6 separate regions of the Homo sapiens genome follow, and all the other regions are linked to region 6. A link is a loop called in an ENCODE intact Hi-C map of the cell type or tissue named here. Cell type or tissue: heart right ventricle. All regions are shown on one strand.

Evidence for each region. A loop is a pair of places that touch in the nucleus more often than their neighbours do. Peaks named below come from ENCODE experiments on the same cell type or tissue, not always from the same donor. Only the 100,000 strongest peaks of a DNase experiment are listed, where the experiment ranks them.
Region 1: it touches region 6 in a loop (3-fold over the local background); 78 of 110 quality-filtered maps call a loop at or near these places.
Region 2: a loop joins it to region 6, with 3.0 times the contacts of the local background. A loop is called at or near these places in 49 of 110 quality-filtered maps.
Region 3: a loop joins it to region 6, with 3 times the contacts of the local background. A loop is called at or near these places in 35 of 110 quality-filtered maps.
Region 4: a loop joins it to region 6, with 9 times the contacts of the local background. A loop is called at or near these places in 94 of 110 quality-filtered maps.
Region 5: a loop joins it to region 6, with 2.1 times the contacts of the local background. A loop is called at or near these places in 26 of 110 quality-filtered maps.

The regions. Positions count from the first base shown.
Region 1 is chr19:11,202,493-11,206,492 of GRCh38, forward strand. It overlaps DOCK6 (dedicator of cytokinesis 6), which reads right to left. Exons shown (of 48, transcript NM_020812.4): 40 at 1,708-1,839; 41 at 1,589-1,603; 42 at 92-217. DOCK6-AS1 (DOCK6 antisense RNA 1) reads left to right here and starts at 1,136. Exons shown (of 3, transcript NR_186345.1): 1 at 1,136-1,373; 2 at 3,318-3,616. In heart right ventricle, a CTCF peak has its summit at 1,519 (motif pointing left); DNase peaks (open chromatin) are centred at 1,299 and 2,569; H3K4me3 peaks cover 712 bases; H3K27ac peaks cover 3,743 bases.
Region 2 is chr19:11,083,174-11,087,173 of GRCh38, forward strand. No RefSeq gene overlaps it. Among named protein-coding and RNA genes, the nearest start is that of LDLR, 4.3 kb to the right of the region's middle. In heart right ventricle, a CTCF peak has its summit at 2,489; a DNase peak (open chromatin) is centred at 2,467; H3K27ac peaks cover 2,417 bases.
Region 3 is chr19:11,100,262-11,104,261 of GRCh38, forward strand. It overlaps LDLR (low density lipoprotein receptor), which reads left to right. Exons shown (of 18, transcript NM_000527.5): 2 at 1-84; 3 at 2,403-2,525. Among named protein-coding and RNA genes, the nearest start is that of MIR6886, 11 kb to the right of the region's middle. RefSeq lists an enhancer at 1,945-2,583. In heart right ventricle, no CTCF peak of the experiment used is centred here; no DNase peak of the experiment used is centred here; H3K27ac peaks cover 408 bases.
Region 4 is chr19:11,129,626-11,133,625 of GRCh38, forward strand. It overlaps LDLR (low density lipoprotein receptor), which reads left to right. Exons shown (of 18, transcript NM_000527.5): 17 at 1-45; 18 at 1,656-4,000. The coding sequence ends at 1,691. Among named protein-coding and RNA genes, the nearest start is that of MIR6886, 18 kb to the left of the region's middle. In heart right ventricle, CTCF peaks have their summits at 1,526 (motif pointing left) and 1,725; a DNase peak (open chromatin) is centred at 1,516; H3K27ac peaks cover 2,156 bases.
Region 5 is chr19:10,940,442-10,944,441 of GRCh38, forward strand. No RefSeq gene overlaps it. Among named protein-coding and RNA genes, the nearest start is that of TIMM29, 14 kb to the left of the region's middle. In heart right ventricle, a CTCF peak has its summit at 1,762 (motif pointing right); no DNase peak of the experiment used is centred here.
Region 6 is chr19:11,033,645-11,037,644 of GRCh38, forward strand. It overlaps SMARCA4 (SWI/SNF related BAF chromatin remodeling complex subunit ATPase 4), which reads left to right. Exons shown (of 35, transcript NM_003072.5): 27 at 123-221; 28 at 479-556; 29 at 1,270-1,488. Among named protein-coding and RNA genes, the nearest start is that of LDLR, 54 kb to the right of the region's middle. RefSeq lists an enhancer at 2,581-2,740. In heart right ventricle, CTCF peaks have their summits at 2,454 (motif pointing right) and 2,655; DNase peaks (open chromatin) are centred at 1,569, 2,100 and 2,467; H3K27ac peaks cover 1,425 bases.

The DNA of each region.
Region 1 (4,000 bases), 170 kb after region 6:
CAGGGCTGACTCGGGGCCACCCAGGGACAGCCCCTACTCCAGCCCCAAGGCAGCCCCATGCCCCGTTCCACCCCCAACCACAAGGACGTGCCTCCAGCCGGTGTGAGATCTCTGCCAGCTTCGTGATCGATGGCTCCTTGTACACAAACTCCTGCTCATCCAGGTCACCGAAGTGGGCGCCGTAGAAGCCCACGCGGAAATACGTCCCGAACACGCGCTGGGGCTGTGAGAAAGGGTGTGGTTGTCCGGGAGGCCCCTGCTGGAGGTCTCCCTGCCCCAGAGATAGGTGTCTCGAATATCAGGATGGGAGTGTGAGGACCCCGAGAACATCAGGGCATGGGCACAGGCAGGGGGCCCTGAGAACATTGGGGCATGGATTGCAATAGGAAGTTAGGACTGGGGCTGTATTGTTTACGGGTGTGTCCCTAATGCCCGTGGGACAGGGTATACAGCAGGTACCCAATACATGCATAGATGGCTGAGGAGAGGGATGGCTGTCTCTCACTCTAGGATGGAGGCTCTGCCTCCTTTGTTCTAGGGCATTCTCCTTCCTGTGCCCTGAGGCCCACAAGAATGGGTATACAGTAGGTACCCCATAAATGCTTGGATGGCTGAGGGAAGGGATGGCTGTGTCTCACTCTAGGACAGTGGCTCTGGTTCCCTTGTTCCATGGCATTCCCCTGCTCCTGTCCCCAGCCCTAAGTTTGGAAGAAGGAACCCCCTCCCTACCACCCTAAAAACACCACCCCATGACTGGAAAGGAAGTAGAATGGCTGGATGTTCACTTACCAAGGCCGATCCGGGGAGGATGGGGCAGACATGGTGGGGCCAGAGGTGTGGGGGACAGAGAGACAATGTCATGGGAGAGGTCAGAGGTCAGAGTTCCCTCAACCCCCAGGGTCCTGGTTAACACTGCCCCGTGAGAATCATTCCGTGGGGGGAGAGATCAGAGACGGGAGGGGGGCGGGGGCGAAGAGGACCTGCCCTCCCCACCCAGCTCCCACCCAGCCTGCCTGCCTGGGCTCTGGGTTTCTGCCATCTTTGGCCAGAACATTCTCCCCAAACTAGGAGATGCCTAAAAATAGACCTAAGCAGGGAAGAAGCGGGATTCGGGGGGGCTGGAGCGGGAGGACACATTAACCAGAAATGAGGAGCAGAGAGCCTGGGGGAGGCTGGAAGCTGGGTACGCAGGGAGAGACAGAGACTAAGAGACAGTGAGATACCAAGATAGGGAGAGCCACGTGATAGACTGGGGAGAGATGAGAAAGAGACCAAGAGACCATGAGGGAGTCAAGAGTCACCCCGCCACCCCCCTGCAGTGACCAAGCTGGCCCTGGCAGAGGGAGGGGTGTCTCTGGAGAGCTCCCAGCTGGGTGAGTCACAAGCTGCCCTCGAGATCTGGGGCGGGGGGTGGGGGCATTTTTGGGGAAGGGAGGGAAATAATGGGGTGGGTCCCTTGTGGCCACAGCCCCAGCCCCAAGGGCCAGCGGCCATGCTCCTCTGGTGCCCCCTGGTGTTCACTGATGGCTGCTGGCCAGTCATCACGGGGGTCCCAGAGGCAGGTGGCTGTCCACCAAGGCTGACTCACCTCCCAGCCGGAACTCTGTGGGGAAGAGAAGGGTCAAGGTCAGCAGATCCCTGGGGATGAGGAGTGGGGATGAGGAGTGGGGCTGAGGGTGGGGTCTGGGGAGGGGGTCCTGGGCCCACCTGGTGCATGATCTTGGTGAAGGCCTCCTGCAGTTTGCCGTGCACCGCGGCCAGCTTCTTGTAGTCACGGTGGGCTTCCAGGATGGGGATGAGGTTCTTGTAGACCTCATTCACCGCCTCGTAGAGCCCGCCCTGAGGGTGAGGTGGGGTCAGGATTCCCCAAACTGTCTTCCTCTCTCCACTGTGCTCCTGTCTACCCATCTCCCTTGTGAGCCTCCGTGCTCCTACCCACCCTCCATCACCTCCTCCAGGAAGCCCACCCTGACCACCCCTATCCCAGATAGGGGTTGAGCCTTTCCACTCAGCTCCCACAGAGGGCTCCATGGTCTTCACTGCTACTTATCTTTTTTGTTTTTTTGAGATAGGGTCTCACTCCATCACCCAGGCTGGAGTGTAGTGGTACAATCATAGCTCACTGCAACCTCCAACTCCTGGGCTCAAGAGATGCTCCCACCCTAGCCTCCCACATAGCTGGAACTACAGGTACATGCCACCATGCCCAAATAATTTTATTTTAGTTTTTGTAGAGTCAGGGTCTCACTATATTGCCCTAGTTGGTCTTGAACTCCTGGGCTCAAGTGATCCTCCTGCCTTGGCCTCTTGATTAGCTGGGATTACAGGTGTGAGCCACCACTCTCCCAGCCCTTCACCACTTTTAGCAAGAATATTCTATGGCACAGGTACGATGTACATCTGCACTTCACCCATCTGTCTTCCCTCATTGATGGGAGAAGCAGTTTTTTTTTCCTATTCCTCAAAGAGGAAAGTGAGTCTCAGAGACAGAGGCATTCCCCAGGGCCAAGACCCAAACACCCACCCATCTGGCCCTGTGCCCATGACCTCCATGCCCAACTGCCTTCTGGCATGTGGTAATATGCCCCTCACCCCCAGCGGGTGCTGGCATCAAGCCTGGCTCAAAACAGGCATCCTGTGAGGTTTGCTGACTGTCAGAAGGCCTGTGTCCACCCCCTGGTTTCTTCCCCTGAGGCTTTTGTGTGTGTATGGTTTTTTTTCGTAATCTTTTTTTTAATACTTTGGGGTACATGCGCAGAACGTGCAGTTTTGTTACATAGGTATACACGTGCCATGGTGGTTTGCTGCACCCATCAACCTGTCACCTACATTAGATACTTCTTCTAATGCTATCCCTCCCCTTAACCCCACCCGTGTATTTTTTTTTTTGAGATGGCTGCAGTCCAGTGGTATGATCTCGGCTCACTGCAACCTCTGCCTCCTGGGTTCAAGCAATTCTCCTGCCTCATCCTACTTAATAGCTGGGATTACAGGCATGTGCCACCACGCCCAGCTACTTTTTTTGCATTTTTAGTAGAGACGGGGTTTCACCATATTGGCCAGGCTGGTCTCGAACTCCTGACCTTGTGATCTACCCACCTCGACCTCTCAAAGTGCCGGGATTACAGGCGTGAGCCACTGCACCCAGCCATATTTGTATTTTTAGTAGAGATGGGGTTTCACTATATTGGCCAGGCTGGTCTCAAACTCCTGACCTCGTGATCCGCCTGCCTCGGCCTCCAAAGTGCTGGGATTACAGGCATGAGCCACTGCGCCCATGCCCAGCTAATTTTTTGTATTTTTTTTTTTTTTTGTAGAGGCAGGGTTTCTCTATGTTGCCCAAGCTGGTCTTGAACTCCCGACCTCAAGTGATCTGCCCGCCCCGGCCTCCCAAAGTGCTGGGATCACAAGCGTGAGCCACCGCACCTGGCCCTTCCTCTGAGGCCTTCGTCTCCAAGAATCCAGCAAAGTGACAATAATGAAAATAATGTCACTAAAGGGCCAGCACCACAGAAGAAATCTCACTGGAACACCTGACTTCAAGTGTGACCTTGAATCTCACTGAGCTCTCAAATGTAACTGCCAGTTCCCCAAAATGTGAGGAACTGAGAAACAGGTAAAATGACATCACATGGACACAGCCAGCCCCACACAAACCAGAAAAACACACGGAGCAAAGGCCCCAGGGCTCCTGCAAGTTAAATGTAGAAACCACCAACTGCCCTCATACAAACAAGCAAACTAGAGAAGAAAACCCCTTTTCCACAGTGGAAAATCAGTTGCCGGGCATGCTGGCTCACGCCTGTAATCCCAGCACTTTGGAAGGCCGAGGCGAGAGGGTTGCATGAGTCTAGGAGTTCAAGCCCAGCCTGGGCAACATAGCAAGATCCCATCTCTTAAAAAAAAAAAATGAACGAAGAAAAAAAAATTAGTTGGGTGTGGTGGTGCGCACTTATAGTCCCAGCTACTCAGGAGGCTGAGGTGGGAGGATCACCTGAGC
Region 2 (4,000 bases), 50 kb after region 6:
GTCACGATCTCAGCTCACTGCAAGCTCCGCCTCCCAGGTTCGTGCCATTCTTATGCCTCAGCCTCCCAAGTAGCTGGGACCACAGCCGCCCACCACCTCACCCGGCTAATTTTTGTATTTTTAGTAGAGACAGGGTTTCACTATGTTGGCCAGGATGGTCTCGATCTCCTGACCTCGTGATCCGCCTGCCTCGGCCTCCCAAAGTGCTGGGATTACAGGCGTGAGCCACTGCACCCGGCTGGTGTGATCTTGGCTCGCTGCAACCTCTGCCTCCCAGGTTCAAGCGATTCTTGTGCCTCAGCCTCTCCGCAGCTGGGACTACAGGTGTGCGCCACTGTGCCCAGCTACTTTTTAAAAATATATGTGTATTTATTATACTTTTAAGTTCTGGGATACATGTACAGAACGTGCAGGTTTGTTACATAGGTATACATGTGCCATGGTGGTTTGCTGCACCCATCAACCGGTCATCTACATTAGGTATTTCTCCTAATGCTATCCCTTCCCTAGCCCTCCACTCTCCCGGTTTTTTGTTTTGTTTTGTTTTGTTGTTTTGTTTTTAGTAGAGACAGGGTCTCACCATGTTGCCCAGGCTAGTCTTGAACTCCTGACCTCAAGTGATCCGCCCACCTCAGCCTCCCAAAGTGCTGGGATTACAGGTGTGACCCACTACACTCGGCCTTATTTTCACTTATTTATGCAATTTTCACTATTGCTATATTCTAGGAGGCACTGTGGAATTGCACTGTGGAATTTTAGTATTGCTGTATTTCAGCAAGCCATGAGGTCTGTCAGCACACGGCTTTGGGCATTTTGTGAAGATAACTGATGCCAGCTGAGCCAAGGCAGGTTCCTGATTCCACCCACTGGCAGGCACCGAGGTCTCTGCTGTTACTGATGGTTTCTCTGTGGATTGATGGGCTTAAGGCCAGACCACAGCTGCAATGGCTCACCTCTGCCAAAGGCCAGGCTCGTTGGGGCAGAGACCTATTCCGGACTGAGCCTCCTGGTGAATTAGAGAGGTAGAAAATGGGAGGACGGGGGCAGGTGGGCTATTACAGCGAGGAAAATGCCCACCCTGAGTTGTATTAGATAACTTTGGGAGTTCAGGAACTTTCCAATAAAGTGGGTTCCACAGCAGGATTACTTACTGACTCCCTAATAGAAAGAAGGCAGGCACAGGCCGGGCGTGTTGGCTCATGTCTGTAATCCCAGCACGTTGGGAGGCTGAGGCGGGTGGATCACAAGGTCAGGAGATCCAGACCATCCTGGCTAACAAAGTGAAACCCCGTCTCTACTAAAAATACAAAAAATTAGGCTGGGCGTGGTGGCTCGTGCCTGTAATCCCAGCACTTTGGGAGGCTGAGGCGGGCGGATCACGAGGTCAGGAGATCGAGACCGTCCTGGCTAACACGGTAAAACCCCATCTCTACTAAACATACAAAAAAAAATTAGCCAGGTGTGGTGGCGGGCGCCTGTAGTCCCAGCTACTCAGGAGGCTGAGGCAGGAGAGTGGTGTGAACTCGGGAGGCGCAGCTTGCAGTGAGCCGAGACTGCGCCACTGCACTCCAGCCTGGGCAACAGACAGAGACTCCGTCTCAAAAAAAAAAAAAAAAAATACAAAAAATTAGCCAGGCGTGGTGGCACGTGCACGTGACTGTAGTCCCAGCTACTTGGGAGGCTGAGGCAGGAGAATTGTTTGAACCCGGGAGACGGAGGTTGCAGTGAGCCGAGATCGCGCCACTGCACTCCAGCCTGGGTGACAGAGCTAGACTCCGTCAAAAAACAAAAAACAAAAAACAAAAAAACAAAAAAAAAAAAACAGCAGGAACTGGCAGGTCTTCCCTGAAGAGATAAAAAAAAAAAAATGCAGTTGCAACACAAAAGCAGCCACAGAGAAAAGCAAACCCATATATGGTATTTATTATGCACCGAGTGTGGCTCTAATCACTTTTTTTTTTTTAATTGAGAGACAGCCTGGCTCTGTTGATTGGGCTGGAGTGCAGTGGCGCGACCGTAGCTCATTGCAGCCTCAACCTCCTTGGCTCAAGCAATCCTCCTACCTCAGCCTCCTGAGTAGCTGGGACCACAGGTGTGAGCCACCACGCCTGGCTAATTGTTTTTTTTTTTTTTGTAGAGACAGGGTCTCACTATGTGGCCCAGGCTGGTTTCCAACTCCTGGGCTCAAGTGATCCTCCCACCTCTGCCTCCCAAAGTGCTGGGGATTACAGGCATGAGCCACCTCGCCTGGCCTCTAGTCGCTTTATATATTTTAACTTAATCCTTACAAGAGCCCTGTGAGCTAGTTACAGGAGCACAAATGGAAACCAAGAAACAGAAAAATTTATCAGCATGACTCAGTCCTCAGAGCCATGTATGGCCGTGTCCGTGCATGGCAGGCAGGTCAGGGGCCTGGGGAACGCTGTTCTGGAAACCTTGGCCAGGCCTTGGCACCCGAGGAATGTGCTTTTCAGAGTTTTTGTGGCTCTTTTCCAGACCTGCCCTGACCTCTAGCTCTGGGAACTATGTAAGCCAAGTGCCTTCCGGGAAGGGAGTCCCTCTCCTGGTAACTCTTTCTGGGTAACCAGATGTGGACTCATGACACACACTGAGCCTACGTCTTATAATTTTTTGTTTTTGTTTTTGAGACAGTTTCGGTCTTCTTGCCCAGGCTGGAGTGCAATGGTGCGATCTCGGCTCACTGCAACCTCTGCCTCCCAGGTTCAAGCGATTCTCCTGCCTCAGCCTCCCTAGTAGCTGGAATTGCAGGCATGCGCCACCACGCCTGGCTAATTTTTTGTATTTTTTTTTTTTTAGTAGAAACGGGGTTTCACCTTGTTAGCCAGGCTGGTCACCAACTCCTGACCTCAGGTGATCCGCCCACCTCTGCCTCCCAAAGTGCTGGGATTACAGGTGTGAGACAGCTGTGAGCCACCACGCCCGGCGCATTTTTTTTTTCTTTTTTTTCAGAGGGAGTGTCCCTCTGTCACCCAGGCTGAAGTGTAGTGGCGTGATCTCGGCCCACTGTAACCTCTATCTCCCAGGTTCAAGTGATTCTCCTGACTCAGCCTCCCAAGTAGCTGGGACTACAGGCGCCTGCTACCATGCCTGGCTAATTTTTGTAGTTTTAGTAGAAACCGGGTTTTGCCATGTTGGCCAGGCTGGTCTCAAACTCTTGACTTCAGGTGATCCACCTGCCTTGGCCTTCTGAAGTGCTGGGATTATAGGGCATGAGCCACTGTGACTGGCCATCTTAAATTTTTTTTTTTTTTTTTTTTTTTTTTGAGACAGGGTTTCACTCTGTCGCCCAGGCTGGAGTGCAAAGGCGCGATCTTGGTTCACTGCAAGCTCCGCCTCCTGGGTTCATGCCATTCTCCTGCCTCTGCCTCATGAGTAACTGAGACTACAGGCGCCCACCACCACGCCCGGCTAATTTTTTTGTATTTTTTTAGTAGAGATGGGGTTTCACCTTGTTAGCCAGGATGGTCTCGATCTCCTGACCTCGTGATCCACCCGTCTCGGCCTCCCAAAATGCTGGCATTACAGGCGTGAGCCACCGCACCCAGCCTTAAATTTTTTTTTAAGGGAAATCAAACCCAGTGATATTGGGCCAGTACAGTGGCTCACACCTGTAATTCCACCACTTTGGGAGGCTGAGGCAGGTGAATCACCTGAGGTCAGGAGTTCGAGACCAGCCCGGCAAACATGGCGAAACCCCGTCTCTACTAAAAATAAGAAAATTAGCCGGGCGTAGTGGCATGCACCTGTAATCTCAGCTACTCGGGAAGCTGAGGCATGAGAATCGCTTGAACCTGGGAGCAGGATGTTGCAGTGAACCGATATCACACCACTGCACTCCAGCCTGGGTGACAGAGCAAGACTCTGTCTCAAAAAAAAAAAGAAAAAAAAATCCAGTGATACTTACTTTTTAAATTTTTATTTACTTATTTTTTGCTTTAAGTTGAATCTTTAAACTTATCTTTATTTTTGAGACACAGTC
Region 3 (4,000 bases), 67 kb after region 6:
ACGGGAAATGCATCTCCTACAAGTGGGTCTGCGATGGCAGCGCTGAGTGCCAGGATGGCTCTGATGAGTCCCAGGAGACGTGCTGTGAGTCCCCTTTGGGCATGATATGCATTTATTTTTGTAATAGAGACAGGGTCTCGCCATGTTGGCCAGGCTGGTCTTGAATTTCTGGTCTCAAGTGATCCGCTGGCCTCGGCCTCCCAAAGTGCTGGGATTACAGGCACCACGCCTGGCCTGTGACACGATTCTTAACCCCTTTTTGATGATGGCGGCTGGAAAAGTGGCCAGTGGATTTTGATGTATTCAATCATGAATTAGGAGGTGGGGAGAGAATGAATTATTGGAGCTTTCCTTAAAGCCATTAAATGGCTCTATTGTTTTTTCAATTGATGTGAATTTCACATAACATGAAATTAACCAGCTCAGTGGCATTAATACATCTGCAATGCTGTGTGGCCACCACCTCTATCTTGTTCCAAAACTTTGCATAACCTAATGTCTTTTTTTTTTTTTTTTTTTGAGACGGAGTCTCGTTCCATCACCCAGGCTGGAGTGCAGTGGTGTGATCTCAGCTCACTGCAACCTCCGCCTCCCAGGTTCACGCCATCCTCCTGCCTCAGCCTCCCGAGTAGCTGGGACTACAGGCACCCTCCACCACATCCGGCTAATTTTTTGTATCTTTAGTAGAGATGGGGTTTCACCATGTTAGCCGGGATGGTCTCGATCTCCTGACCTCGTGATCCACCTGCCTCCGCCTCCCAAAGTGCTGGCATTACAGGCGTGAGCCACCATGCCCGGCCTATTTTTTTTTTTAAGAGATGGAGTCTAATTCTGTTGCCCAGGCTGGAGTCCAGTGGTACCATCATACTTCACTGCAGCCTTGACCTCTTGGGCTCAAGTGATTCTCTTGCCTCGAACTCCCAAAGTATTGGGATTACAGGTGTGAGCCACCGCACTCAGCCTAATGTCCAGTTTTTAACAAGCTCCATTTAAATGCCCTCCGTTTTGACCCATAAAGGGGTAGGCTTGGCCGGGCACAATGGCTTGTGTCTGTAGTCCCAGCTACTTGGGAGGCTGAGGCAGAAAGGCAGAAAGATTGCTTTATAAAGCCCAGGAGTTTGAGGGCCACCTGGGTGGCATAGCTAGACCTCATCTCTAAAAAATAAGTAATAAATAAATATTTGTTTTTGTTTTTTTCTTTTTCTTTTCTTTTTTTTTTTTTTTTGAGACGGAGTCTTGCTCTGTTGCCCAGGCTGGAGTGCAGTGGCGCGATCTCAGCTCACTGCAAGCTGTGCCTCCTGGGTTCATGCCATTCTCCTGCCTCAGCCTCCCGAGTAGCTGGGACTACAGGCGCCCACTACCACGCCCAGCTAATTTTTTGTATTTTTAGTAGAGATGGGGTTTCACCACGTTAGCCAGGATGGTCTCAATCTCCTGACCTCGTGATCCGCCAGCTTTGGCCTCCCAAAGTGTTGGGATTACAGGCGTGAGCCACTGAGCCCGCCCCATATGTATGTATATATATATTTTTTTAAAATGGGAGACCAGGCATGGTGGCTCATGCCTAGAATCCCAGCACTTTGGGAAGCTGAGGTAGGCGGATCACTTGAGGCCATGAGTTTGAGACCAGCCTGCTCAACATGATGAAACTTCTATCTCTACTAAAAAAAAAAGTGGGATTAGGTCAGGCACGGTGGCTCACACCTGTAATCCCAGCACTTTCAGAGGCCGAGGCAGGAGGATCATGAGGTCAGGAGATCGAGACCATCCTGGCTAACACGGTGAAACCCCGTCTCTACTAAAAAAATACAAAAAATTAGCCAGGCGTGGTGGCGGGTGCCTGTAGTCCCAGCTACTCAGGAGGCTGAGGCAGGAGAATGGCGTGAACCCGGGAGGCGGAGCTTGCAGTGAGCCAAGATCGTGCCACTGTACTCCAGCCTGGGCGACAGAGCAAGACTCTGTCTCAAAAAAAAAAAAAAAAGTGGGATTGACATTCTCTTCAAAGTTCTGGGGTTTTCCTTTGCAAAGACAGGATTGGCAAGGCCAGTGGGTCTTTTTTGTGTGTGTGTGTGTGACGGAGTCTCACTCTGCCACCCAGGCTGGAGTGCAATGGCAGGATCTCGGCTCACCGCAACCTCCTCCTCCCAGGTTAAAGTGATTCTCCTGCCTCAGCCTCCCGAGTAGCTGGGACTACAGGTGCCCGCCACCACACCCAACTAATTTTTGTATTTTTAGTAGAGACAGGGTTTCACTATATTGGCCAGGCTGGTCTTGAACCCCTGACCTCACGTGATCCACCCGCCTTGGCCTCCCAAAGTGCTGGGATTACAGGCGTGAGCCACTGTGCTCGGCCTCAGTGGGTCTTTCCTTTGAGTGACAGTTCAATCCTGTCTCTTCTGTAGTGTCTGTCACCTGCAAATCCGGGGACTTCAGCTGTGGGGGCCGTGTCAACCGCTGCATTCCTCAGTTCTGGAGGTGCGATGGCCAAGTGGACTGCGACAACGGCTCAGACGAGCAAGGCTGTCGTAAGTGTGGCCCTGCCTTTGCTATTGAGCCTATCTGAGTCCTGGGGAGTGGTCTGACTTTGTCTCTACGGGGTCCTGCTCGAGCTGCAAGGCAGCTGCCCCGAACTGGGCTCCATCTCTTGGGGGCTCATACCAAGCCTCTTCCGCCCTTCAAATCCCCCCTTGACCAGGAGGCATTACAAAGTGGGGATGGTGCTACCTCTTCGGGTTTGTCACGCACAGTCAGGGAGGCTGTCCCTGCCGAGGGCTAGCCACCTGGCACACACACTGGCAAGCCGCTGTGATTCCCGCTGGTCGTGATCCCCGTGATCCTGTGATCCCCGCCCCGTGAGGCTGAACACATAGTGACGCTTGCTAGCCAAGCCTCAATGACCCACGTAACATGAAGGGGGAAAAGCCAGAAAGTTCTGCCAAGGAGCAAGGCCAAGAATCCCGAAGGGAAATGGACTTTGAAGCTGGGCGTCTTCTTGGCTGTCTTAATACAAGTGGCACATCCAAATCCAAAACCCCGAAATTCAAAGTCTTGAGCACCCGAAATTCTGAAACGTCTTGAGCACTGACCTTTAGAAGGAAATGCTTATTGGAGCATTTTGGATTTCGGATTTTTACCACTGAGTGTGGAGTCCTAATTAGGAAAAAAACCAGGCTGACCGAACCAAAGGAAAGCAATAAAAGAAGGCAGATAGGGTCAGGCACGGTGGCTCACCCCTGTAATCCCAGCCTTTTGAGAGGCTGAGGCGGGTGGATCACTTGAGGTCAGGAGTTCGAGAGCAGCCTGGCCAACACGGTGAAACCCCATCTCTACTGAAAATACAAAAACTAGCCAGGTATGGTGGCGTCTGCCTGTAATCCCAGCTACTCGGGAGGCTGAGACAGGAGAATCACTTGAACCTGGGAGGCAGAGGTTGCAGTGAGCCAATATCACGCCATTGCACTCCAGCCTGGGGGACAAGAGCGAAATTCTGTCTCAAAAAAAAAGAAGAAGAAGGCCGACAAACTATGTAACTCTGCCTTTCTCCATGGTCCAGAACACACAGCCCTCCTGCGTAAATAACTCCTTATCTTCCTGCTCCCAGCTATCATCAGACACCTCGGCTGATAGAAAATTGCAAGTTAGCTCACTGCAACCTCGGCATTATAAGTACTGCACAAAGCCCTCTTCAGCGCACAGCACAAGCACCATTCTATAAAATCTCCAGCAAGCGGCCAGGTGCAGTGGCTCATACCTGTAATCCCAGCATTTTGGGAGACTGAGGCGGGCGGATCACCTGAGGTCAGGAGTTTGAGACCAGCCTGGCCAACATGGTGAAACCCCGTCTCTATTAAAAATACAAAAAAATTAGCCAGGCGTGGTGGCAGGTGCCTGTAATCCCAGCTACTTGGAAGGCTGAGGCAGGAGAATCGCTTGAACCCGGGAGGTGGAAGTTGCAGTGAGCCGAGATCTTGCCATCGCACTCCAGCCTGGGGGACAAGAG
Region 4 (4,000 bases), 96 kb after region 6:
GAGGTCCACATTTGCCACAACCAGGACGGCTACAGCTACCCCTCGGTGAGTGACCCTCTCTAGAAAGCCAGAGCCCATGGCGGCCCCCTCCCAGCTGGAGGCATATGATCCTCAAGGGACCAGGCCGAGGCTTCCCCAGCCCTCCAGATCGAGGACAGCATTAGGTGAATGCTTCTGTGCGCTCATTCAGAATGTCAGCGGACAATGGCCTTGGTGGTGTAGAGGAATGTTGGATAAGCAAATAGAGAGCTCCATCAGATGGTGACAGGGCAAAGAAAGTCAAAAGGAGTTCAGAGGCCGGGCGCGGTGGCTCATGCCTGTAATCCCAGGACTTTGGGAGGCCGAGGCTGGCGGATCACCTGAAGTCAGGAGTTTGAGACCAGCTTGGCCATCATGACAAAACCCCGTCTCTATTAAAAATACAAAAAATTAGCCAGGCGTGGGAGTGGGCGCCTGTAATCCCAGCTACTCGGGAGGCCGAGGTAGAAAAATCGCTTGAACCTAGGAGGCAGAGGTTGCAGTGAGCCGAGATCGCGCCACTGCATTCCAGCCCGGGAGGCAAGAGCAAAACTCCATCTCAAAAAAAAAAAAAAAAGGAGTTCAGAGGCCCGGCATGGTGGTTCACACATGTGATCCCAGAACTTGGGGAGGTTGAGGCAGGAGAATCACCTGAGCTCAGAGTTCAAGACCAGCCTGGGCAGCACAGCAAGACCCCATCTCTGCAAAAAATAAAAATTTAGCCCAGTGTGGTGATGAGCGCCTAGTTCCAGCTACTAGGGAGGCTAAGGCAGGAGGATTGCTTGAGGCTAAGGTAGGAGATTGAGACTGCAGTGACTTGTGATTGCGTCACTGCGCTCCAGCCTGGGTGACAGAGCAAGCCCTTGTCTCTTAAAAAAAAAAAAAAATTCAAAGAAGGGTTTCCAGAGGGCCAGGAGGGAGGAAGGGAGAGGAGGTGTTTTATTTTTTTGCTTTTATTTTTTATTTTGAGACAGAGTCTCTCTCTGTCACCCAGGTTGGAGTGCAGTGCTGTGATCTTGGCTCACTGCAACTTCTGCCTCCTGGGTTCAAGCAATTCTTATGCCTCAGCCTCAGCCTCCTGAGTAGCTGGGATTACAACACTATGCCCGGGTAATTTTTGTATTTTTAGTAGAGACGAGGTTTCGCCATGTTGCCCAGACTGGTCTCGAACTCCTGACCTCAAGTGATCCACCCGCCTTGGCCTCCCCACGTGCTGGGATTGCAGGCGTGAGCCACTGCGCCCGCCTTGATCTTTACACAAGGGGTTTAGGGTAGGTAGCCTTCTCTGAACCAGGAGAACAGCCTGTGCGAAGGCCCTGAGGCTGGACCGTGCCTGTTGGGTTTGAGGCCGTTGTAGCTGGAGCAAACAGAGAGAGGGGTAAAAAGGCAGGAGGCTACCAGGCAGGTTGTGCAGAGCCTTGTGGGCCACTGGGGAGGACTTTGGCTTTTGCCCTGAGAGCGGTGGGAAGTGACTGAATCCGGTACTCACCGTCTCCCTCTGGCGGCTCCTGGGGGAACATGCTTGGGGATCAGGCTGGGGGAGGCTGCCAGGCCCAGGAGGTGAGAAGTAGGTGGCCTCCAGCCGTGTTTCCTGAATGCTGGACTGATAGTTTCCGCTGTTTACCATTTGTTGGCAGAGACAGATGGTCAGTCTGGAGGATGACGTGGCGTGAACATCTGCCTGGAGTCCCGTCCCTGCCCAGAACCCTTCCTGAGACCTCGCCGGCCTTGTTTTATTCAAAGACAGAGAAGACCAAAGCATTGCCTGCCAGAGCTTTGTTTTATATATTTATTCATCTGGGAGGCAGAACAGGCTTCGGACAGTGCCCATGCAATGGCTTGGGTTGGGATTTTGGTTTCTTCCTTTCCTCGTGAAGGATAAGAGAAACAGGCCCGGGGGGACCAGGATGACACCTCCATTTCTCTCCAGGAAGTTTTGAGTTTCTCTCCACCGTGACACAATCCTCAAACATGGAAGATGAAAGGGGAGGGGATGTCAGGCCCAGAGAAGCAAGTGGCTTTCAACACACAACAGCAGATGGCACCAACGGGACCCCCTGGCCCTGCCTCATCCACCAATCTCTAAGCCAAACCCCTAAACTCAGGAGTCAACGTGTTTACCTCTTCTATGCAAGCCTTGCTAGACAGCCAGGTTAGCCTTTGCCCTGTCACCCCCGAATCATGACCCACCCAGTGTCTTTCGAGGTGGGTTTGTACCTTCCTTAAGCCAGGAAAGGGATTCATGGCGTCGGAAATGATCTGGCTGAATCCGTGGTGGCACCGAGACCAAACTCATTCACCAAATGATGCCACTTCCCAGAGGCAGAGCCTGAGTCACTGGTCACCCTTAATATTTATTAAGTGCCTGAGACACCCGGTTACCTTGGCCGTGAGGACACGTGGCCTGCACCCAGGTGTGGCTGTCAGGACACCAGCCTGGTGCCCATCCTCCCGACCCCTACCCACTTCCATTCCCGTGGTCTCCTTGCACTTTCTCAGTTCAGAGTTGTACACTGTGTACATTTGGCATTTGTGTTATTATTTTGCACTGTTTTCTGTCGTGTGTGTTGGGATGGGATCCCAGGCCAGGGAAAGCCCGTGTCAATGAATGCCGGGGACAGAGAGGGGCAGGTTGACCGGGACTTCAAAGCCGTGATCGTGAATATCGAGAACTGCCATTGTCGTCTTTATGTCCGCCCACCTAGTGCTTCCACTTCTATGCAAATGCCTCCAAGCCATTCACTTCCCCAATCTTGTCGTTGATGGGTATGTGTTTAAAACATGCACGGTGAGGCCGGGCGCAGTGGCTCACGCCTGTAATCCCAGCACTTTGGGAGGCCGAGGCGGGTGGATCATGAGGTCAGGAGATCGAGACCATCCTGGCTAACACGTGAAACCCCGTCTCTACTAAAAATACAAAAAATTAGCCGGGCGTGGTGGCGGGCACCTGTAGTCCCAGCTACTCGGGAGGCTGAGGCAGGAGAATGGTGTGAACCCGGGAAGCGGAGCTTGCAGTGAGCCGAGATTGCGCCACTGCAGTCCGCAGTCTGGCCTGGGCGACAGAGCGAGACTCCGTCTCAAAAAAAAAAAACAAAAAAAAACCATGCATGGTGCATCAGCAGCCCATGGCCTCTGGCCAGGCATGGCGAGGCTGAGGTGGGAGGATGGTTTGAGCTCAGGCATTTGAGGCTGTCGTGAGCTATGATTATGCCACTGCTTTCCAGCCTGGGCAACATAGTAAGACCCCATCTCTTAAAAAATGAATTTGGCCAGACACAGGTGCCTCACGCCTGTAATCCCAGCACTTTGGGAGGCTGAGCTGGATCACTTGAGTTCAGGAGTTGGAGACCAGGCCTGAGCAACAAAGCGAGATCCCATCTCTACAAAAACCAAAAAGTTAAAAATCAGCTGGGTACGGTGGCACGTGCCTGTGATCCCAGCTACTTGGGAGGCTGAGGCAGGAGGATCGCCTGAGCCCAGGAGGTGGAGGTTGCAGTGAGCCATGATCGAGCCACTGCACTCCAGCCTGGGCAACAGATGAAGACCCTATTTCAGAAATACAACTATAAAAAAATAAATAAATCCTCCAGTCTGGATCGTTTGACGGGACTTCAGGTTCTTTCTGAAATCGCCGTGTTACTGTTGCACTGATGTCCGGAGAGACAGTGACAGCCTCCGTCAGACTCCCGCGTGAAGATGTCACAAGGGATTGGCAATTGTCCCCAGGGACAAAACACTGTGTCCCCCCCAGTGCAGGGAACCGTGATAAGCCTTTCTGGTTTCGGAGCACGTAAATGCGTCCCTGTACAGATAGTGGGGATTTTTTGTTATGTTTGCACTTTGTATATTGGTTGAAACTGTTATCACTTATATATATATATATACACACATATATATAAAATCTATTTATTTTTGCAAACCCTGGTTGCTGTATTTGTTCAGTGACTATTCTCGGGGCCCTGTGTAGGGGGTTATTGCCTCT
Region 5 (4,000 bases), 93 kb before region 6:
CAAACTCCACCTCCCAAGTTCAAGCGATTCTCCTGCCTCAGCCTCCCAAGTAGCTGGAACTAGAGGTGCATGCCACCATGCCCAGCTAATTTTTGTACTTTTAGTAGAGACGGAGTTTCAGCATGTTGGCCAGGATGGTCTCGATCTCTTGACCTCGTGATCTGCCTGCCTCGGCCTCCCAAAGTGCTGGGATTATAGGTGTGAGCCACCATGCCTGGCCCACAGTGATGATTATGAATAGCTATTCATTATTTGAAAATGAATAGTATCTGAAGTATCTGAGACAGGTCTCCATCAAATTAGAAATTCATTTTGCCAAGGTTTAGGACATGCCTGGAAGAAATAAACACAGGGCCAGGTGCAGTAGTTTACACCTGTAATCCCAGCGTTTTGGGAGGCCAAGGCGAGCAGATAACCCGAGGTCAGGAGTTTGAGACCAGCCTGGCCAACATGGTGAAACCCCATCTCTACTAAAAATACAAAAATTAGCCGGGCGCGGTCGTGGGCACCTGTAATCCCAGCTACTAAGGAGGCTGAGGCAGGAGAATCGCTGTGCACCACTGCACTCCAGCCTGGGCAACAGAGGGACAGAAAGAGACAGAGAGACAGAGAGAGACAGAGGGAGGCAGGGAGGGAGAGAGGGAGGAGTGGGGCAGGGAGGGAGGGAAAGGAAAGGAAAGGAAGGAAAGAAAAGAAAAAGAGAAAAAGAACGAAACATAGAATCACGGACACAGTTCATAATCTGTGTCTTTCTCCAAAAATTATTTTGAGGGCTTCAGTATTTAAAGGGGAAAAGTGGGCTGGAGGGCAAATGGGAGAGTAATGTGTCCATGTGTAATAAAATCCATATATGTAATGTATCCCAAATGTATCCATATGTAATTCACATATTCCTACAGAAAAGGAGCAGGTAGGGGGATAGTCAATTATGTATTCGTCTGGCGCCCAGTAAATGGTCACTTTCCATAAGATAAAGTGAACACAGGGTAGGTACCTATGGAGCTTTTTTTTTTTTTTTTGAGATGGAGTCTCGCTCTGGCGCCCAAGCTGGAGGGCAGTGGCAGGATCTCGGCTCACTGCAAGCTCCGCCTCCCGGGTTCAGGCCATTCTCCTGCTTCAGCCTCCCCAGTAGCTGAGACTACAGGCGCCTGCAAACACGCCCAGCTAATTTTTTTTTTTTGTATTTTTTTTTTGTATTTTTAGTAGAGACGGGGTTTCACTGCGTTAGCCAGGACGGTCTCCATCTCCTGACCTCGTGATCTGCCCGTCTCGGCCTCCCAAAGTGCTGAGATTACAGGCGTGAGCCACCGCACCCGGCAGATTTTTTTTTTTTTTTTCTTTGAGATGGAGTCTAGCTCTGTCACCAGGCTGAAGTGCAGTGGCGCAATCTCGGCTCACTGCAACCTCCGCCTCCTGGGTTCAAGCGATTCTCCTGCCTCAGCCTTCTGAGTAGCTGGGACTACAGGCATGTGCCACCAGGCCCAGCTAATTTTTTTTTTTTTTTCATGGAGATGGGGTCTCAGGCTTTTGTCTCGAACCCCTGGGCCAAGTGATCCTCCAACCTCAGCCTCCTGAGCAGCTAGTTCTTTTCTAGTGTAATATATTATCTTACGGAATATATTCCATTGTCTGCATGGACCCCAGTTGGTTTATTCACCCATCTACTTAGTGACATCTTGGTTATTTCAAAGCTGACATGGTAGGTATTACTGGTCGCCTTACAGGGGAACAGCAGGACATCTGTAGTGTGTGGTGAACACTAGAGGGAGCAAGAACCCCCTTTCTCTATCAGGTGGGTGTTACCCATTTCCCAGCTGCACTAATCTGTCGTTCCTTGTAGAGGCCTGATCTGGTGTTTGCCCTGAATGAGAGATGATCTGGAAACCATTTGTGGGAAAATTAAGTTAGACATCCTTCCATTGAAATAAAATGCAGGGGCCGGGCACAGTGGCTCACGCCTGTAATCCCAGCACTTTGGGAGGCCAAGTCGGGCTGATCACCTGAGGTCAGGAGTTCGAGACCAGCCAGGCCAACATGACTAATTTTTTTGTATTTTCAGTAGAGACGGGGTTTCACCGTGTTAGCCAGGATGGTCTTAATCTCCTGACCTTGTGATCCGCCCGCCTCGGCCTCTCAAAGTGCTGGGATTACAGGCGTGAGCCACCGTGCCCAGCCTTGCAGCAAATAATTACATGAAAAAATAATTAATTTAAATTCTGGCAAGTTCTTTGAATCAAAACCAGGGAGAGGTGCTCTGCTCTAATAACCCAGCTCTTGTGGATGTTATTCATGCTAAAACTTGTAGGATTTTCCATTGCTTGAGTTCTGCTGTAGTGTTATTGCTTATCAGTGTAGGATCTGTGCTCTGTGGATTGGTTTAAACTTTACTCGTGGGACAGCTGGCTTTGAAAAGTTTTCATCATCCCCTGCAGGGACTGCACTGGTCTTTGTTGAGGCACATCTAATGTTGATAGCTCTGTTTCCTCCCAGCTGGGGCTCCAATCTGTGACCTTGCTTAGGTAGTGATGCTCTGAAAAGTCTCCCTATTTCTTCTGAGAACAGTTAGATATTGGGTGTAGGCTTTTGAAATAATATGATAGGCCTCACTCTGTAGGGGTTTTTACAAAAGCCACTATAGGCTGGACGTGGTGGCTCACACTGTAATCCCAGCACATTGGGAGGCTGAGATGGGAGGATTGCTTGAGACGAGGAGTTTGAGACCAGGAGTTTAAGACCAGCCTGGTCAACATAGTGACACCTCCATCTCTTTAAAATTGTTGTTTAATTATATAAAAGCCACTGTAGAGTTTGAATGCTTTCAAAATATCAAGAGGATGACCACAATGAAGTAAACTGTCACGGTGGGGCACAGTGCCTCATGCCTGTAATCCCAGCACTTTGGGAGGCTAATGTGGATGGATCCCTTGAGCTATGAGTTTGAGACTGACCTGGGCAACATAGGGAGACCCCATCTCTACTAAAAATATGAAAAATTTAGTAAAAACCCTGTCTCTACTAAAAATACAAAAATTAGCCAGATGTGCTGGCATGTGCCTGTAGTCCCAGATACTGGGGAGGCTGAGGTGAGAGAATCACTTGAACCTGGGAGGCAGAGGTTGCAATGAGCTGAGATCATGCCACTGAACTCCAGCCTGGGCAACAGAGCAAGACTCCCTCTCAATAAATAAATAAATAAATAAACAAATAAATAAATAAATACTAAAATAAAATATAGCCAGGGCACAGTGGCTCGCACCTGTAATCCCAGCACTTTGGGAGGCCGAGGTGGGCAGATCATGAGGTCAGGCGTTCGAGACCAGCCTGGCCAACATGGTGAAACCCCATCTCTACTAAAGATACAAAAAGTTAGGCATGGTGGTGGGTGTCTGTAATCCCAGTTACTCCGGAGGCTGAGGCAGGAGAATCGCTTGAACCTGGGAGGCAGAGGTTGCCGTGAACTGAGATCGCGCCACTGCACTCCAGCCTGGGTGACAGACCAAGACTCCCTCTAAAAAAAAAAAAATTACCTGAGTGAGGTAGTGTGCTCCTGTAGTCCCAGCTACTTGGGAGGCTGAGGTGGAGGATCACCTGAGCCCCGCAGGTTGACTCCATAGTGAGCCATGATCATCTCACTGCACTCCAGCCTAGTTGAACAGTGAGACTCTGTCTCAAAAAAAAAATAAAAATAAAAAAAAAGAGGGAGAGGCTGGGTGTGGTGGTTCATGCCTGTAATCCCAGCACTTTGGGAGGCCGAGGCAGGTGGATCACGAGGTCTGGAGATCAAGACCATCCTGGCTAACACGGTGAAACCCTGTCTCTACTAAAAATACAAAAAATTAGCTGGGCGTGGTGGCACGTGCCTGTAGTCCCAGCTACTCGGGAGGCTGAGGCAGGAGAATCACTTGAACCTGGGAGGTGGAGGTTGCAGTGAGCTGAGATCGCGCCCTTGCACTCCAGCCTGGGTGACAGAGCGAGGCCCCATCTCGAAAAAAAAAAGAGG
Region 6 (4,000 bases):
TGGGCTGAACGGAAAGAGGATGAGTACTTGCTTTTTCTTTGAAGTGGTTTTTTTTTCTAAACTGCTGGTGAAAGACGCCGGATTGACAGCCCTGGAGACTGAAGTCCTCTATTTATCCACAGAGCAGACACTGCAGCACGGGCAGCGGCAGTGCCAGCTTCGCCCACACTGCCCCTCCGCCAGCGGGCGTCAACCCCGACTTGGAGGAGCCACCTCTAAAGGTGAGAGGGGTAGTTCAGTCTCCATGCCCATTCAATCCTCGGCTTCTCGGCTGAGACGGCCAGCAAGGGCCCTGGTCCCACGGAGCGTGCGTGTGCGTGTGCGTGTGTGTGCCTTTCGCTGCCGTGTGGGTCCCCATCCACCGCAGCCGTGCCGGGACCACCAGCTCATTCCCACGGACGCCGCCGCTCGCCTCTGAGCTCGGCCGCCGCCCACCCCGGCCCCTCCTCAGCGGCACTGACAGTTTGCAATCTTATAGGAGGAAGACGAGGTGCCCGACGACGAGACCGTCAACCAGATGATCGCCCGGCACGAGGAGGAGTTTGATCTGTTCATGGTAAGCGCTGCAGGCTGGATGGGGCAGTTCAGGCATCCCACTCTGCTGCCACCAGGAGCAAAGCAGACGTCCTAGTGCCCATGGTGGTATCCCTAGCAGGTCAGGGAGCCAGGGACAGCTCACAGTGCAGCCCACTCCCACCTCCAGACTGACCCGTCTTCCACCCCCAGTCTCCTGAGGATGGCATCGGAGGGCGAGATGCACACCCAGCCTTCTGCATGTGACCCGAGACCTGCCCCACCAGCTCTGTTTTCTAACGGGCTCTCCAGGGCTTCATGCACTCCCTTTCAGAGGGAGTTCGCCCTATCCAAGGCCAAGGGACTGACCAGGCCTTCAGTCGCAGAGCCCCCTTGCCCCTGGGTGGGAAACAGGAAATAAGCCACCCAAGCAGGGGCCCCTTGGCCCGCAGGCCTCATGCCTCCACCAACGCTGGGCCACGCAGCTGCTGCCCCCCTGCTGGGGTCTGCAGCCCTCTTGTGCAACCTTCCATCTTTTCGAGTTTCCTCTGCCTCCTGAGGCAGAGCCTCTAGTCAGGGTCTGACGGAGCCAGGCCAGGTCAGCCACTGAAAAATCGAGAGCTACTGTTTAACTCTCGCAGCAGCGTGGAGCCCCACGGGCAGAGAAAGGCCCTTCTGAACTCTCGGTGTTCTGGCTCTAGCGTGCCCCTGGTGCCTGCATGCTGATGCCTCTCCCGTTGCCTCCCTGCCCACCAGCGCATGGACCTGGACCGCAGGCGCGAGGAGGCCCGCAACCCCAAGCGGAAGCCGCGCCTCATGGAGGAGGACGAGCTCCCCTCGTGGATCATCAAGGACGACGCGGAGGTGGAGCGGCTGACCTGTGAGGAGGAGGAGGAGAAGATGTTCGGCCGTGGCTCCCGCCACCGCAAGGAGGTGGACTACAGCGACTCACTGACGGAGAAGCAGTGGCTCAAGGTACATGCTGGAGAGGCCCAGCAGCTGCCGCAGGCCAGCGCCAGGCAGGGCTGGGGAGACAAAGGGCCCACCGCCAGGACTCAGGCCTGGGTCCAAAATGCTTTCCTTGGGCCACTCCTGGCCAGGCTCCGCAGGCAGCCGAGAGCCTTCCGATGTGGGCCAGGGATGGTCAGGTCCTTTTGGCTCTGCCTTGGAATGCAAGAAGGACCCACGGTTCCTGAGCAGCTCAAAACCTGCTGCTGGTTATGGTTGGTCTTTCAAGTAAAAGGGTTTACCTCTTCCCGAGGTTAAAAATCATGTTGCTGATCTCAGTGGACTGCTGGCTTTCCCAGTACCTGCCAGGAGGGAGGCACAAGGGTGAATCATGGACTATTGAGGCGCCCTGCAAAGCGTTGCACTGCTGGCTGCAGGCAGCCTCACTTTGGGCAAGTCCCCCCCCATGAGCTGGGGAGACTCAGTCATGGGGAGGGAGGAGAGGGCAAGCCCCCAAGGGCCTCTGAACCTGGCAGGTGCTGCACGGGGCTGGCAGTTGCTTGTGGAGCTGACGTGAGGGCCCGTTCTCAGCAGATGGCAGCTGGCCCTGCAACAGCAGCTGCAGATGTCTTTGAGTCAGTCGTGCGGTGCTCCTGGGGCTTCACCCGACCCAACTTTCCCAGCCCAAGGCACACTGTGACAGATGCCTGGCACTGATGTCCTCACTGGGGTTACGGTGACAGATCAGACCCCTTCCCAGCTCAGGGGCTCTGAGTTATAGAGACGATGATTCAGAATCCATCCCTGAAGTTGTGTCATAAAAATGTCCTGAAGCAATAATTCCGAGAAGGCAGGTGGCAGCTTTTGGCTATGCCATGCAAAGTGCCACACCCAGGAAAGAGCCATGTGGCCTAGCCCATGTGGCCAAACAGCCCCGGTTCCCTCCTGGGACCTCAGCAGCCCAGACTCATGAGCTTGCCTGCCAAGCTGTGCACCAGAGGGCGCTGTTGAAACACACCAGGAGCCCAGGTGACAGACAGGCCATCCTGTTCCCCAGCCAGCCTCCCAAGCACAGCGCTCCAGGACCCAGAAGAGAAACCCTGAAAAGACAGTGTGAGCCCTGCCACAGACCTGTGTGACAGCAGAGCTGTTTGGCTGCTGTATGAGTGTCACCGGCCCTGCATTTTTTTCTTTTTTAATAAAGACAAAGTCTTGCTGTGTTACCCAGGCTGGCCTCCAGTTCCTGGGGGCTCAAGTGATCCTCACACCTCAGCCTCCTGAGTAGTTCAGACTACAGGTACACACCAACACGCCTGGCTAATTTTAAATTTTTTGTAAAGTGGGGGTCTCACTGTGTCACTCAGGCTGGTCTCAAACTCCTGGGCTCAAACAATCCACCCGCCTCGGCCTGCAGAGTAGCTGGGATTACGAGCATGAGCCACGGTGCCCAGCTCAGCCCTGCATATTTGAGGCAGTGAGTACCTTTTAAATTTAAGATCAGTTCATACGTGGCTGCTCTATGTACATTTTTTTCTAGGTGTAATTTACATACCATACAGTTCACCCTTTTGGGGTATATGATACAATCATCTTCAGTGTATCCAAGAGTTGTGCATCTCTCACCACAGTCCATTTTAGAACATTCTCATCGCCCCCAAAAGAAGCCCTGCCCCGATTTGCCATTCCTGGTAATTCATGGATTCTCCCCAGCCCCAGGCAACCACTGATGTACTTTCTGTCCATATAGTTTTACCTGTTCTGGGCGTTTCCTGTCAGTGGAGTCCTACAGCGTGGGATGCTTTGGTGTCAGGCTTTTTTCACGCAATGTAACATGCTGACCCATGATGCAGCAGGTGTGTTGCATTCTTTGATGGTGAAATAATCCTGCCTCGTACAGATTTGTCACATTCGGTTTTTCTGTCCATTCTTGATGGACACTTGGGTTGTATCCACTTTCGGGCTATTACAAACAATACTACCGTGAACATTCACGTACACGTTTTTGCGTGCACGCGTTTCTCTTTAATATGTGATTTCTCTTTAATATCTGATTTCTCTTTAATATGTGCCTAGGCGTAGAGTTGCCGGAACAATGTTAGTTCTCTATTTAACCTTTTGAGGGACCCCAGCCTGGTTTCCTTGGTGGCTACGCCAGTTCACAGTTCCACCAGCTGTGTATGAGAATTCCTCTTTCTCTACATCCTCAGCAACCCTTGCTGTTCCCTCGCCCGCTGATTCTAGCCATCCCAGCACGTATGAAGTGCCATCTGAGTGTGGTTGGATTTGCATTTCCCTGATGGCTAATGGTGTGGAGTATCTGTTCATATGCTTCTTGGCCCTTTGTGTATCCTCTAGAAAGAGATGTCTAGTCACATCATCCTTTACCCAAATTTAAAATATATTTATCTTAATATTGAATTGTAAGTTATTTACAAGTGCCTTATCAGATATCATTTGTAAATATTTTGTTCCATTCTGCACATTCTCTTTTCGCTTCCGTGATATCCGTTGAAGCACAGAAGTGTTTCATTGTACTTAC